Regions from separate parts of the Homo sapiens genome. Here all the other regions are linked to region 1. A link is a contact called in ENCODE Hi-C or POLR2A ChIA-PET data. All regions are on one chromosome and are shown on one strand. Each heading gives the region's core, a stretch centred on a gene start or an enhancer-like site at or near the end of the contact. The rest is flanking DNA. Distances are from core to core; before and after follow the strand shown.

Region 1 (4,818 bases), core at 1,656-4,155:
GTGAAAAATCTGGACAAATCCATAGAGAGAAAATGTAGATGAGTGGTTGCCTGGGGCTAAGGATGGGAACCAAACTGCCCACCATCGTGAAGGATCTTTTTGGGGTAATGGAAATGTTCTGAAATTAGTGGCAATGGTTGTGCAAATTTACTGTGTAAATTTACTGAGAATCATTAAATTGTACACAAAATAGGTGAATTTCATAGTATGTAAATTATATCTTGATAAAACTATTAAGTTTTTATTCAATGGTAGTGAGTTAAAACAAACTTTCTCAGCTATGTCAGCTTCAGGCCTTCTTTTTTTTTAATTTTGAAAAATTTTTTATGGAGAGGAGGGTCTCACTATGTTGCCCAGGCTGGTCTCCTACTCCTTGGTTCAAAGGATCTGCCTGCCTTGGCCTTCCAAAGTGCTGGGATTATAGGTGTAGGCCACTGTATCCAGCCTAGGCCTTCTTATTCAACTTCCATCGACCTGAAACTTACTATTTTTTTTTTGAGACGGAGTCTCGCTCTGTCGCCCAGGCTGGAGTGCAGTGGTGTGATCTCCGCTCACTGCAAGCACCGCCTCCCAGGTTCACACCATTCTCCTGCCTCAGCCTCCCAAGTAGCTGGGACTACAGGTGCGCATCACCACACCCAGCTAATTTTTGTATTTTTAGTAGAGATGGGCTCTACTAAAAATTGGCCAGGCTGGTCTCGAACTCCTGACCTCAGGTGATCCACCGGCCACTGCCTCCCAAAGTGCTGGGATTACAGGCGTGAGCCACCACACTGGCCAAAACTTGTTCTTAAGATTGTATTCTGGGACCTTGATTCCAATCAGAGAAAAGTGATTGTATTTTTTTATTTTTATTTTTTTTAGATAAAGTTTCGCTCTTGTTGCCCAGGCTGGAGTGCAGTGGTGCCCTCTTTGGTCACTGTAACCTCCGCCTCCTGGGTTCAAGCGATTCTCCTGCCTCAGCATCCTGCGTAGCTGAGATCACAGATGCCCACCACCACGCCCAGCTAATTTTTTCGTATTTTTAGTAGCGATGGGGTTTCACCATGTTGGCCACGCTGGTCTTGAACTCCTGACCTCAGGTGATCCATCCGCCTCGGCCTCCCAGAGTGCTGGGATTACAGGTGTGAGCCACCGCGCCAGGCCAAGTGTTTGTATTTCTATTAAAGAAAGAATATAACGGGACACCATTGACGACCTGCTCCATTGCAGGCCTCCTTGCTGTTCCTCAGACTCCCCCCTCAGAGCCTTTGCCCTCGCTGTGCCCTCCACCTGGAGCGTTTCTCCCCAGGATCCTCATGCCCATGCTCATTTGGGTCCCTGCCCCATGTCACCCTCTCCAGGAGCTTCCCCTCACAGCAGCCCTGGCCTGTACCACAGCCGGGTACAGGTATTTTTTTGTTTCAACTGGTTTTTTAGTTCCAGTTTCCTTTAGGTTACTTTATTTATTTATTTATTTATTTATTTTTTGAGACGGAGTCTCGCTCTGTCGCCCAGGCTGGAGTGCATGATCTCGGCTGACTGCAACCTCCACCTCCCGGATTCAAGCAATTCTCCTGTATCAGCCTCCCGAGTAGCTGGGATTACAGGCGCCCACCACCACACCCGGCTAATTTTTATATTTTTGGTAGAGACGGGGTTTCACCATGTTGGCTAGGCTAGGTTAATTTTTAAAGGGTTTTGCAATGGTCCCTTGATCTACTTTTTACCTTAGATGGGAAATAAAACTGATTTCCTACATTGGCAGAATACAATGATCATTTTTGCCTGGACTATCTAGGAGGTTAATTTCAGTTGGACTACTGAAAACTGCTGGTTCAATCATTCTCCACGTTTATCTAAGTCTTTACCTTTATCTGGACAGTTCTAGGACATTGAGGGGAATTTTGGTGTTTCTTCCCCTATTATTTCCTGAAGTCATTTCACTTTAAAAAACAATAGATTCACTGCTCAAAAAAAAAAAAAAAAGTTACCTACTTTCTACTTGCTTCCAGTTTAACTGCAACACATTTTAAAAAGAGTCTACTGTGCTGGCTGGGTAAGTTAAATTAAAACTTCTAAAGGGTCCAAGGTCTAAAGTTCGCACATTGTTTTGAGGTCGGCTCTGTCTCTACCGAGGGAGATCCCATTATCCGTAGTTCTACCAGTCCCAATCCCATATATTTCCTTTAGAATCTCATGAATGAGGAAAAAGAAGTTCAAGTGAGGGAACATAGGTTCAAATGAAGGTCAGATACCTAAAAGAGTTTTCTGGTGACTGTGCGCGGCTGGGGTGGAAAAAGTGGGGAAAAGGTACCCAGATGTGGGTGGCCCCGGAGGGTTGCTCCACTCCAGCCCCGGCAGGGCAGGACAGCGCGGCCTGCCTGGTAGATGCCCCGAGCCACTGGAGCGCCTACTGTGTGGCGGGCGGGGGACGGCAGGAAAACGGCAGGATGCTGTGTCCCCTGAATCTGGCAGGGTTCTAGGTGCTTTACACGTAGCAAGACACATTCTCCGCCCCAAGGCACTCGCAGTCAGTCCATTTTCTGGGTTGCATCAGGTGGGGGCAAACTAGGTCCCCGCAGAAGTGAAGATGCTGAAGGAATACAGTAGGAGAAGAAATGCTTCTCTCCTGTCCTCCACACCAGGCAGGCCCCAGAGGCTGAGACCGACACGCCCTCCCCGAAGGGCAGACCCGCCTTGAGGAAGGCGGATCCGGGTAGGGACCGCCGCCTGGCCCTCACCCGACCCCCGAGAAAGCAACCCAGCGCGCCGCCCGCTCCTCACGTGTCCCTCCCGGCCCCGGGGCCACCTCACGTTCTGCTTCCGTCTGACCCCTCCGACTTCCGGTAAAGAGTCCCTATCCGCACCTCCGCTCCCACCCGGCGCCTCGGCGCGCCCGCCCTCCGATGCGCTCAGCGGCCGCAGCTCCTCGGAGTCCCGCGGTGGCCACCGAGTCTCGCCGCTTCGCCGCAGCCAGGTGGCCCGGGTGGCGCTCGCTCCAGCGGCCGGCGCGGCGGAGCGGGCGGGGCGGCGGTGGCGCGGCCCCGGGACCGTATCCCTCCGCCGCCCCTCCCCCGCCCGGCCCCGGCCCCCCTCCCTCCCGGCAGAGCTCGCCTCCCTCCGCCTCAGACTGTTTTGGTAGCAACGGCAACGGCGGCGGCGCGTTTCGGCCCGGCTCCCGGCGGCTCCTTGGTCTCGGCGGGCCTCCCCGCCCCTTCGTCGTCCTCCTTCTCCCCCTCGCCAGCCCGGGCGCCCCTCCGGCCGCGCCAACCCGCGCCTCCCCGCTCGGCGCCCGCGCGTCCCCGCCGCGTTCCGGCGTCTCCTTGGCGCGCCCGGCTCCCGGCTGTCCCCGCCCGGCGTGCGAGCCGGTGTATGGGCCCCTCACCATGTCGCTGAAGCCCCAGCAGCAGCAGCAGCAGCAGCAGCAGCAGCAGCAGCAGCAACAGCAGCAGCAGCAGCAGCAGCAGCAGCCGCCGCCCGCGGCTGCCAATGTCCGCAAGCCCGGCGGCAGCGGCCTTCTAGCGTCGCCCGCCGCCGCGCCTTCGCCGTCCTCGTCCTCGGTCTCCTCGTCCTCGGCCACGGCTCCCTCCTCGGTGGTCGCGGCGACCTCCGGCGGCGGGAGGCCCGGCCTGGGCAGGTGGGTGTCGGCACCCCAGCCCCCTCCGCTCCGGGCCCGGCGTCCCCTCCCCCGCGGCCCGCGCCGCCGTCCCCGCCCCGTGACCCGCCGGGCTACCCGGGGTGGGCTGGGGGCCGGCAGCGCGGGGGAGACTCGCTCGGGCCTGAGCCCCGAGGCTCGGCCGGTGGGCGCAGCCGGGGTCCTCTGGGATTGTCAGGCCTGTCCAGCCTCCCGCAGCATCCCCGCCCCCTCCCCCGGCGGTCAAGATGGAGGGAGCGGGCGGCCTCCCCTCCCCACGCGTGTTGGGAGGGGTTCTCGGGTAGCGGCGATGGTCAGCCCCGGCTCCCCCTTCCGCACGATCCTCCGCCCGCAGCGTGGGGATGCTCGGGCAGCTCCTCCACTCCCGGTTTAGGTGTGAACGTTGGAGGGGTCTGGAGGCTGTGGTGGCGTTTTCCGGAACATGTCCCCCTCCATGGGGGACATCTCTGGAGGGGAGAAGTTAGGGCCGCGTCCCCCGTGCCGGTTAAAGGGGTAGGCACCGGGCTCCTCCGGAATCATCAGGGTCTGTCGGGGCTCTCTCCCCGCCCCCTCCGAGTCCTGGGAAAGATCGGAGGACGGGGTGGAGACAAGTGGGCCTTGGCCCCCGCACCCCTCTGCGTTCGTGTCCGAGGCGGCGGCGGGGGCTCCCGAACTCCCCTGAAATCGTGGGGCTCCATGTGGCCTCCGGCAGCGTTCCACCCTCCCCCACCTGGGGAAGGGAAGGGGTGGGGAGTGCCCGGCCCCGTCCCGGCCTTCCTCCTTCCCCCGCCAGACCTCTCCGGCGCGCGGGTGGTGGCCGATCCGCATTGCTGTTCGAGGCCGCAGTGGAGAAGGCGCCTGTGGAACATCGGTGGGTGAGGGCTGGACCCAGGCTGGACCCTGGAGATCCGGGGTGGCGGTGCTGGTGGCAGGGGGCGGGCACCCTGCGCACTTATCCCAACCCCCGCCCCAATTTCGGAAATGCTAGGAGAGAGAGATTGCAGCAGGGGACGTGGTCGGGTTCCTGAAGGCAGAAAGGCGGGTGTTTACTAGCGTCTTTTTCCCTCCTAAGCCGGGGTTGTAGTAGGGGCTGGGGGCTCAGTGTTGTCCCGGCTAACTGGGTTTGACTCGAGGGTGTGTTTGTGCAGGAGGGCCTGTTGGGGGTGGCGGGCGGTTGTCAGTTCGTATTTCACGAACTAAGA
Region 2 (4,818 bases), core at 1,737-4,236, 780 kb before region 1:
CTCATTGCAGCTTCAACCTCCTGGGCTCAAGCAATCCTCCCACCTCAGCCTTCTAAGTAGCTAGGACTACAGCTGCACATCACGATGCTCACCTAATTTTGCTTGTTTATTTATTTATTTATTTATTTAGAGACAGCGTTGCACTCTTGTTGCCCAGGCTGGAGTGCAATGGCGCTATCTCGGCTCACCGCAACCTCCGCCTCCTGGGTTCAAGTGATTCTCCTGCCTCAGCCTCCTGAGTAGCTGGGACTACAGGTGCACGCCACGACACCTGGCTAATTTTTATATATTTTTTAGTAGAGAAAGGGTTTTGCCATGTTGGCCACGCTGCTCTCGAACTCCTGACCGCAGGTGATCTGCCTGCCTCAGCCTCCCAAAATGCTGGGATTACAGGTGCAAGCCACCACATCCAGCCTATATATATATTTTTAATTGTGATAGATAGTTGTTATTAGGTTTGGAAAAGGGAATGAAGGGCCGGGCGCGGTGGCTCACACCTGTAATCCCAGCACTTTGGGAGGCCGAGGCGGGTAGATCACGAGGTCAGGAGTTCGAGACCAGCCTGACCGACATGGTAAAACCCCGTCTCTACTAAAAATACAAAAATTAGCCAGGCATGGTGGTGCACGCCTGTAATCCCAGCTACTCGGGAGGCTGAGGCAGGAGAATCACTTGAAACCAGGAGGCAGAGGTTGCAGTGAGTCAAGAGGTTGCAGTGAGCCGAGATCATGCCATTGCACTCCAGCCTGGGCAACAGAGCAAGACTCCGTCTCAAAAAAAAAAAAAAAAGGAATGAAGGAGTTTTCTTACAGTCAAAATAAGGAAGCTGAAGTTGTAAAATCGGACAGACCTGGGTTTACATCTGAGCTTTGATGTTTACTGGCTTTGTGACATTGAGCAAAGTATCTAACTGAGTCTTGACTTCCCAGCTGAAAGTAGGAATAATAATACTCCCCCTCTCAGACATTTGGGAGGATTTGATGAAATGGCCATTCCATTACACTTGCCTGTTTTATTGTTTCCATGGTTCTGATCAACTCTGAACTGCTGGATTTATTGTTCTCTTCTTCCTCCTCTTCCTCTTCTTTTCTTCTTTTTTGAGACAGGGTCTTACTCTGTTGCCCAGGCTGGAGTGCAGTGGCATAATCTTAGCTGAATCACTGCAACTTCTGCCTTCTGGGCTCAAACGATCTTCCTGCTTCAGCCTCCTGAGTAGCTGGGACTATGGGTGTGCACCACCACGCCTGGCTAATTTTTGTATTTTTTGTAGTGACGGGGTTTTGTCATGTTGCCCAAGGGGGTCTCGAGCTTCTGGGCTCAAGAGATCTGCCAGCCTTGGCCTCCCAAAGTGTTGGGATTACCCACGTGAGCCACTGTGCCCGGCCATAATATTCCATCTTATGGATATATCATATTTTAGTTAACCAGCCCCATATTGTTGGACATCTAGATTGATAAGTTTTTCCTTTTGTAAACAATATTGAGCTACACAACCCTGTATATCCATCCTTGACTACGAGTCTGATTATTTCCTTCAGACAACTTCCTCAAAGTTGAATTGCTGGATCAAAGGGTATGCACCTTAATGTTCTCCTGTTATTGTTATTGTTATTATTATTATTATTATTATTATTGAGATGGAGTCTTGCTCTGTTGCCCAGGCTGGAGTGCAGTGGCATGATCTCGGCTCACTGCAACCTCCGCCTCCTGGGTTCCAGCTATTCTCCTGCCTCAGCCTCCTGAGTATCTGGGACTACAGGCATGTGCAACCATTCCTGGCTAATTTGTGTATTTTTTTTAGCAGAGACAGGGTTTCATCATGTTGACCAGGCTGGTCTCGAACTCCTGACCTCAGGTGATCTGCCCACCTTGGCCTCCCAAAGTGCTGGGATTACAGGTGTAAGCCACTGTGCCCGGCCTGTTTTATTATTTTTTAAGTGATAAAAATATACAAGTAATAGAGAACAATCTCATCTCAGTAGTTCCAGACCAGCCCCACACTCCCATGGCAACTCACCTTAAACATCTGGTGTGTATTTGTTCATGCATTGTTCTTTATACATATAGTTTTCCTTTCTTGTTTTTATAAAATGGCACTGGTGGGCATATATATATTTTTGGTGGGGAGGGAGGGATGGGGTCTCCCTCTGTCGCCCGGGCTGGAGTGCAGTGGCAAGATAATAGCTCACTGCAGCCTCCACCTCCTGAGTTCAAGAGATCCTCTTGCCTCAGCCTCCCGAGTAGCAGGACTACAGACGCTTGCCACCCTGCCCCGCTAATTTTTATTTTTTGTAGAGATGGGGTCTCCCTATGTTGCCCAGGCTGGCCTCAAACTTCTGGGCTCAAGCAGTCCTTCTGCCTTGACCTCCGTGCTGGGATTACAGGTGTGAGCCACCGCACCCGGCCTAGTGAGCATATTTTTAAGGTGTATGTCAATTAGTGTGGAACACTGATGGAACGAACATAGCAATAATTAGAATTGCCACTCATGGAGCACATATTAAGTGTCGGGCATTGAGCACCAAGCATTGTGGACAGACGCTTTATTTTCACCAGGTTTTGAGTGCTTACTGGGTACTAGACTTTTCAGTCAATATTAATCATCTACTATGTGATTCTACCAAGTGCTTATGAACAAGTGTGCAGCGCCTATTCTGCGCCAGCCTTTTGCTTGCATCTCATTTAAACGTGAAAACAAGGAGTGATCTCTATGCTCTGCCCAGGGTGGGGGCGCGGGCCCGAGCAAGGGGTGCACACCTGAGTAGGGACAGGACGGGGGAAGCGGCGTCCTCTTCCCTGGCGCGCTGCAAAGCCAGGGCTACCCTGAATGGCCAGGGGGAGAAGGGGCCGGCGGAGGTCAGGCCGAGGGCAGGCGGCAGCGAAGGGCTAGGCGGACGTCCAGGCCACCCGGGTGGCCTCGTCCGCGGAGCGGTGGGCGGAGCGGCGGGCGGGGCCTGTATTGTCCGCTCCGCGAGGCATGCCGGGAGCCCCGCCCCCAACATGGCGTCTCACTGACAGTTGGTTGCCGAGCGGCAGAGGCGGATCCTGCTCCTGAGGGCGGCGGCGGCGGCGGCGGCGGCGGCGGCGGCAGGGCCGGGGTCTCCCGGGCCGGGGTCGGGGGTATGGCGACTCGGACCGCCTAGGGCGGAGTTGCACGGGCGAGGCAGCAAGTGGGGCGCCGCTGGCGGGCGCGGCGGCCGCTGCCATGGACTGGTGATCGCGGCGGCTCCTGCTCCGTTTCCCCCGGCCGGGCGTCTGCTCCTCAGCGCCAAGCCTTCAGCCGGGGCCATGGGCTCGTCGGCGGCCGCGGCGGCGGCGGCGGCGGCGGCCGCTGACTCGGCGCAGTGGCTCTCGGTGAAGGAAGAGACCATCTTCCTGCACGACGGGCTGATCCGGGTCACCGACCTGGCCGAGCTGCCCAGCGAGATCCTCGGGGCCCCAGAGGCCGCGGACACCGACCTGGAGGTGAGCGAGGCGGCCCCCGGCCCCCGCCATCGGACTGACCCACTCGCCCGGCACCCCCGGGTCGGGCCCCCTCCTCGCCTCAGCCGCGGCCTCGCCTCCCGGCGGCTGCCGGGGCAGGTGTGTGTGGGCGCGGGGCGGGCAGGTGGGGCCGCGGCCGCAGGTCTGCGGACCGCCCGCCCCGCTCTCCCTCCCTCCCTCCTCGGGGCCTGGCGCCCGCAGGGGATTTCATTTGTGGTTTTCTTTTGAGCGTTCCGACACCCGGCATTTTATTAGGCTAGCGCCTGGCTCGGCCTTCATGCCCCAGAGGAGCCACCGCCACCACCCGGGCCCTCCCTCCCCTCCCCCACGGGCCCCCAGGACCCACTTCCAGGGCACACCCAGGTTGCTTAGCTTTGGGAACATTTTGATTTTCACGCTGTGTACCCTCCCATCCTTTTCTTCCCTAGTTCTGTTTTTTTTGTTTGGTTTGGTTTGGTTTTTTTCCGGGAGAGGGTAGTGGCAGCTGCGGGTCCGCGATGGGCAATCCAGCAACTTCTCTGTGTTGTGTCTCGGATGGATTGACACGGGGCCTTTGTCAGGGAAGCGGGCGCTGTGGACAGCGAGAGGGATGCTCCAGCGGCCCTCCATGCACTCTCGGGGAAGGGTCACTGGCGCGTTAGGCCGCAGGGCCTTTTTGTGTGCCCCGGGGGTCGCCAAGCATCCCGGGTTCAGAGCCGTGGCAGGTGCAACAGCAGATCTCATCAGTTGAGCTGCTTGGCCTTGGGGGCAGAAGGGAACCAAATATGCCTGGTTGGTGGGAACTTTCCATCGACTTCACTTGGGTTCGTGTTTGCCTAGAGGTGGGAATACTGGCAGTGTCGTTTCATGGAGGCCAACGGATGCTGACACTGCTCCCCTTCCACTTTGTGGGATGACATTTTGATGTGTAGGTAGCATGGGGTGTCATCAAATTTTTACTGCCGTAAGGAGAGCTTTCTGGGGTAGGGCGCAGAGAGGATGGCCTATCTTCTGGCTATAAACGGCATGCGAGGGATCTTTTGTGTTTTGCGGTTTTGCGTGCAGTTTGGCTTTACGCACAACGAACATTTATAGAAATGAATTAAAAGCCATTACTGTGTGTTTCTGGAAACGGCAGTGATCGGATCACATTGGCCGAGACATTTGGACGTGCTTGAGATGCGAATACGTTCCACTGTATTTTTGTGTCTGGATTTGCGGTTGCTTCAGCACTTCCGTTATGAACTCTTAATTGACTTATTTTACAATCTAGTCACCAAAAAGAGGAGGATATGGTTGGTAGGGAATTCCTAACATGGAATCATCGTTTTATTGTGTCTCATTTGGGCCTGTTCT
Region 3 (4,818 bases), core at 1,646-4,145, 540 kb after region 1:
GAATCAACAAAGGACACTGCCACAAGACCTAACAGAAGTCACTGCCACCTCCCTGCCATGATTTCCCGGGAGTGATTCTAAATGGAGCCCTGGACCTGCTGGAAAGACCATGTGAGTCAGGATCCCAAGGTCGGGGGCAGGGAAGGGGGCTTCCCCAGAAGTCAGGCTTAAGTCTGGTAGGGGTAAGCTGGGGAGAAAGGGGCCCATGCTCTCCCCAACACCTCCCTCACTGCCCCCACCCTCGGCATCCCAGCCAGGACTGAGGACCCCCCACGACCACCTTCTCCTTGGTAGCACCCCTTCCACATCACCCTCCCCTCCTCCTATATCTAAGGGGCTCTATCTTTAGAAAACAATCCCACCTCCTCACCATAGCCCTCAAGGTGATCTGGCTCCTGCCACCCTGCCCCCACTTCATCTCCCACCTCCCCACCTCTAGGATACAGAAAGCTGACCCTGGGTGGGGGGACCTAGGAAAGTCAGAAGAGTCACGTGCCCCATTTGGAAGGTGAGGGAAACTGAGGCATCAATGGGGCCCTCATAGAAAACAAAATGGTCCAGGAATCAGGCAGTAGTCCTGCTCCCCTCACTGGGAGTTGGCCTGGCTATCTCTGCCAAGAAGCCCCTCGCTGGGGCCAGGGGCACCTAGCCTTATCAAGAACATTTGGGCGATATGGTTATTTCTACCCAGTTTGCTCCGTGTGGAGTCTGCACATTTTTTCAGAGACTGGGCCCAATTCCAGAATGGAAATGTAGCCCTCCTCCCCTCCCACCTCCCCGAGAAGCCCTGCAAAGAGGGGCCCCCTCCAGCTGACCAGTGTGGCAGGTGCCACTGTCAGAGACATTTGAACCAGAGCGACTCCATTTTGAGTGAGGGCTGGAAAATGAGGCTGGTACCTGCTGGGCTGCATCCTCAGAAAGTTCAGCATTCCGAGCCTCTAGATGTTTACGGTTAAGGGAACAAATTAATAATGTTTACTAAACACACCCAGACTTGGGAGTGTCCAGATATCCCAATATTTGGAGAACAAAGGGATTCCTAATTTTGCTTTAAAGATAACAATATTGATTATTGCAAAATATAGTAATTAAGAAAATTAATCCTTTATCACAAACCCTTGTCACAGAGCATATCTCCCCATATATATGAGTATTGTACCTAGGGTGGATGTGTTCCTCCTCTTATTTTCAGGAATGTCCTACTCTGTCTATGGAGTAGCTGTTCTTTCACCATTTTACTTTCTTAATAAACTTGCTTTTACTTTGCACTGCGGTCTCTCCCTGAATTCTTTCTTGCGTGAGATCTTGGGGTCTCGCTCGGGACCCCCTTCCTGTAACACCACTATCTGCAAGGGTGCACTAAAACGTCTCCTTGGGCCCCACCCTTTCAGCCACCCTCCAGCTTCTCCTGTATCTGAGATGAGAGAATTGCTCCCTCTCTGTCTCTCTCTCTGTCTGTCTGTCTCTCTCTCTCTCTCTCTGTCTCTCTCTCTCTGTGTCTCTTCAGTGTTCTCCCTTCCTCCCCAGCCAGGGAAATGGAGGTAAAAATCTCCCAAGATCCCCAATTTAAAGTAAAGTCAGATCTTTCTCTCTTCCCTTTCCTCACTACCTAATAATCACACTTGTGTGAAGTTGATGCTCTACATAACGAAGAGAGAGGCCTCCTTGGAGAGGGTACAATCAGACAATTTTTAAGATCATGGAGCATTAGACCATTCCCAACTGGGTTTACTAATCAAACAGCCAAATCCTTCATAACCAGCCAATCCCTACAGGGCAATTAAATCCTTCCCCTTTAAAACACTTGCCACACTGTCTGGGGACAGAAAGAAAAATTTGCAAAATTCATTTGATAAATTAGCCAGGGAAAAGAAAGGAGTGAATCAAGCTTTGTTCTTTTCATTTTTTTTAATTATGGAATTCACAATGCCTGAATAATGTTTAATAAGAACTATGAAAATTCCTAACAGTATTACAACACAACACAAAAGAATTAACCTGGTTACCGTGAAAAATTGCATATTTAATTAAGAACAGAGAGTTCAAAACTATCCAGAGATTTCAAAAGTGCTGTTGCCTGAGGGGCCAAATTACATGCTTCCAGGGCTGCTAACGGAGTTAGCGCGTTCAGTCATTACCCAGGCGTCCCCATTAAGTGACTCTGGGCAGATGACATCAAATTCATTTCAAAAGCACCAGGAACTGAAGCATTCACTTGGGTAGTTTAAGGGAAAGCAACTATCCTGCTGGTAGAAATCAGACCCCTTGTTGATAAAGGCAATAATTAAAGAATAATGTTAATTAGCTGCTTTTATTTGAAGAAAAGTACGGTAGTTGGAGTGCTTCCAGGCTGTTGAGGTGGGAGTCACTCTTTCTGGCAGAAGGGGAGGCTGCTGGCAGAAGTGGGGAGCGAGGGGCCCACAGGAAGACAGGAAGATGGTGGAGGCTAGGGCAGGGAGAAAGATGGGGCCCGTGTAAGGAGGTCTGGGTCCCCACGTTGGAATCGGCCTGGTCACCCTGAGGCCCTCAAGAGGGCAGCTTGGAAAGCAAGGAAAGGTGGTGCTGTCAGCATCTAGGGCCCTGTCACTGGCAGGCCCACTTCCATCATGGCAGACAAAGCCAGATCTCCAGTGGCCACTTCCTGTCACACCCACTCCACTCCACTCACATAGCCGTCTCTGTCCCACTAACTTCCCTCACATAATCTCCTGCCACACCCATTGCCCTCACACAGCTTCCTGTAACATCCACTCCAGCTTGGTAACTTCCTGTCATACTGACTCCCCCACACAATTTCTTGTCACACTTACTTGCTACTGGGCCACTTCCTATCACACCCACTGCAGCTCAGGCCATTTCCTGTCATACTCACTCTCGTCACACAACCTCCCGTCACAACCATTGCAGCTTGGCCATTTTCTGTCACACTCACTCCCTACTTGGCCACTTCCTGTCACACTCCCCCACACAATCTCCTGTCACACTGAATTCCCTCACACAACCTCTTGTCACAACCATTCCAGCTTGGCCACCGCTTGTTACACTCTGTCCCCCACACATCCTCCTGTCACACCCACTCCCTACTTGGCTACTTCCTGTCACACCAACTCACCTCACACAACCTCCTGTCACATCTACTCTCCTGCTCAGCCACTTCCTGCCGCACTGGCTCCCTTTACAGCCTGTCACAACCAGCCTGAGTCACCTGAATCACCACCACCATCGCCCTCACTGTAGCCAACTGTCTTTTCTAAAGATGGCTGCCATAATATCCCTCGCCACCAAGGCTTCCTGCAAGGTGACCTTGACACTCCTTCCACCCAGTGGTGGGATCTACGTCCTCCTCCCTTTGAACCTGGGCCCACCTTTGTTACTGCCCCAATCAGCAGAGTAGATGGAAGTGATACTAGCAACTTGCAAGGCAAGAGCATGAAAACACCTGCACTTCCACCTGGCTCTCTCAGGATGTTGCCTCTCGGAACCCAGCCACCATGCTGTGAGGAAGCCCAAAGGAGAACACACAGAGAGACCCTGCAGAGAGGCCATAAACTGGGGTTCCCACAGGTAGCTGAGGTTCCAGCCAACAGCCAGCATCAATTGCCAGATGTGGGAGTTGTCAAATTACCCGCAAATGTTGAATCTGCCCAGATGAAGCCACAGCTATCATGGAGTGGGGACAAGCTGAACCAACTGGGCTCCGTCCTAATTCCAGCCCACAGAATCAGGTATACAAGAGTTGTTTCTGTCCACTAAGTTTGGGGTGGCTTGCTACCCAGCAACAAATGACTGCTGCGTTTACAGAGACACATGCAGTCACACATGTTAAGAACAGTCCTCGTCTCTAGCATCCTCCTTCCCTGACAGATCCATCCAAGAGGCCGGCATGAGAAACGCATCCATGGATCTGTCCACCAGTGACAAGAACACCCAAAGAAAGCCACAATTGGCCTCCGCCTTTTGCCTCGGATCTCAACAGCCCCCGAGGTCTCCAGGGGCATAGCAAACAATCTAGCTATGGAGGGGAAAGAACGCAGGAAGCCCCATGTTACAGAAGATAACACTGAGAGCCACGCAGCTAAGTGGCCTGCTCAGGACCATGGCTGCTTCACGGCAGAGCTAGGCTGCGATCAGCCCGACTCCCAGCGAAGTGGTTTGATTCTCATTAGCAAGGTGCCTAATTAGGGCAGCTCATCAATACATCCCACAGAAACAAATTATCCTCTGGCTCAAGCCTACTTACCTGTAGGGAGGCTGGGCCAGCCCCAACCTTCTAGGGGTGCCATCCTGGGCAGGGGACAGGAAACGTGCGCCGATGGGACCGCTGGGGCAGTCGGGCAAGCTCCGGGGGCTGGGGGAAGGGGGGCTGCCTTCCTCAGGTGCCCCACCTTGGGGGCCAGGCGGGAGGCAGGAGCTGGGCCTTGGTTTCTCTCCTCGCCCCCTCCAGGGAGGCAGACGGCCTCAGCAGGCCTCACCCACTGTGATATGCCAAGATGCTCTGCTCTGCTCAGAGAATAATTTTTTTCCAGAGATGAATTTCACAAAGTAGGCCAAGGGCCGTGGGACCAACCCCCTTGCTTGCAGAGGCTGAAGAGGATATCCTCCGAGGGCCGGGGCCGCCTCATTGCGACTTCCAGGCTGCTGGCCCGAGGGTCCCAGGGTCCAGCTACCCCAGGATAGGAAGGACAGGAAATTGGCCTAGTCCCCCAGTGTATGCTGCTATGGTGACCAGCTCTGACGGTGGCCTCTGGGACTCTGACATCCCTGATGCTTGTCCCAGTAATTTGGGCCCAGGCCCCGACTCCTGCCAGACAACATGGT

What was found. Hi-C counts contacts between places; a loop is a spot of excess contacts on that map. ChIA-PET counts read pairs that join two places held with the same protein, here RNA polymerase II (POLR2A). Pooled maps may share reads with other maps.
Region 2: a loop to region 1 is called in a map of naive thymus-derived CD4-positive, alpha-beta T cell, with 3 times the contacts of the local background. The contact joins the promoter of HECTD4 here to the promoter of ATXN2-AS in region 1. A Hi-C loop is called at or near these places in 2 of 168 maps with a recorded cell type or tissue (both naive thymus-derived CD4-positive, alpha-beta T cell) and 9 of 50 pooled maps. POLR2A ChIA-PET finds 5 or more read pairs at or near these places in 2 of 52 experiments (OCI-LY7 and activated B cell).
Region 3: a pooled map shows a loop between it and region 1 (7-fold over the local background). The contact joins the enhancer-like site here to the promoter of ATXN2-AS in region 1. A Hi-C loop is called at or near these places in 5 of 50 pooled maps. POLR2A ChIA-PET finds 5 or more read pairs at or near these places in 2 of 52 experiments (CD4-positive, alpha-beta T cell and activated naive CD4-positive, alpha-beta T cell).

Annotation. Positions count from the first base shown.
Region 1 is chr12:111,597,585-111,602,402 of GRCh38, reverse strand. ATXN2-AS (ATXN2 antisense RNA) reads right to left here and starts at 2,905. Exons shown (of 2, transcript NR_146497.1): 1 at 2,850-2,905; 2 at 2,148-2,575. ATXN2 (ataxin 2) reads left to right here and starts at 3,088. Exons shown (of 25, transcript NM_001372574.1): 1 at 3,088-3,619. The coding sequence starts at 3,369. RefSeq lists an enhancer at 2,354-2,583 and silencers at 3,044-3,353, 3,414-3,583, 3,674-3,723, 4,314-4,443.
Region 2 is chr12:112,380,599-112,385,416 of GRCh38, reverse strand. It overlaps HECTD4 (HECT domain E3 ubiquitin protein ligase 4), which reads left to right and starts at 2,986. Exons shown (of 76, transcript NM_001388303.1): 1 at 2,986-3,465. The coding sequence starts at 3,289. RefSeq lists silencers at 2,666-2,955, 3,066-3,335, 3,346-3,835 and enhancers at 2,843-3,342, 4,528-4,818.
Region 3 is chr12:111,055,213-111,060,030 of GRCh38, reverse strand. The region is part of intron 1 of CUX2 (cut like homeobox 2); the gene reads right to left. Among named protein-coding and RNA genes, the nearest start is that of CUX2, 23 kb to the right of the region's middle. RefSeq lists an enhancer at 1,583-2,438. Within about 2 kb of position 2,895, at least 9 of the 41 ENCODE cell types and tissues checked have a DNase peak (open chromatin) inside an H3K27ac peak, as active enhancers do; they include CD4-positive, alpha-beta T cell, where a contact is called at or near this core.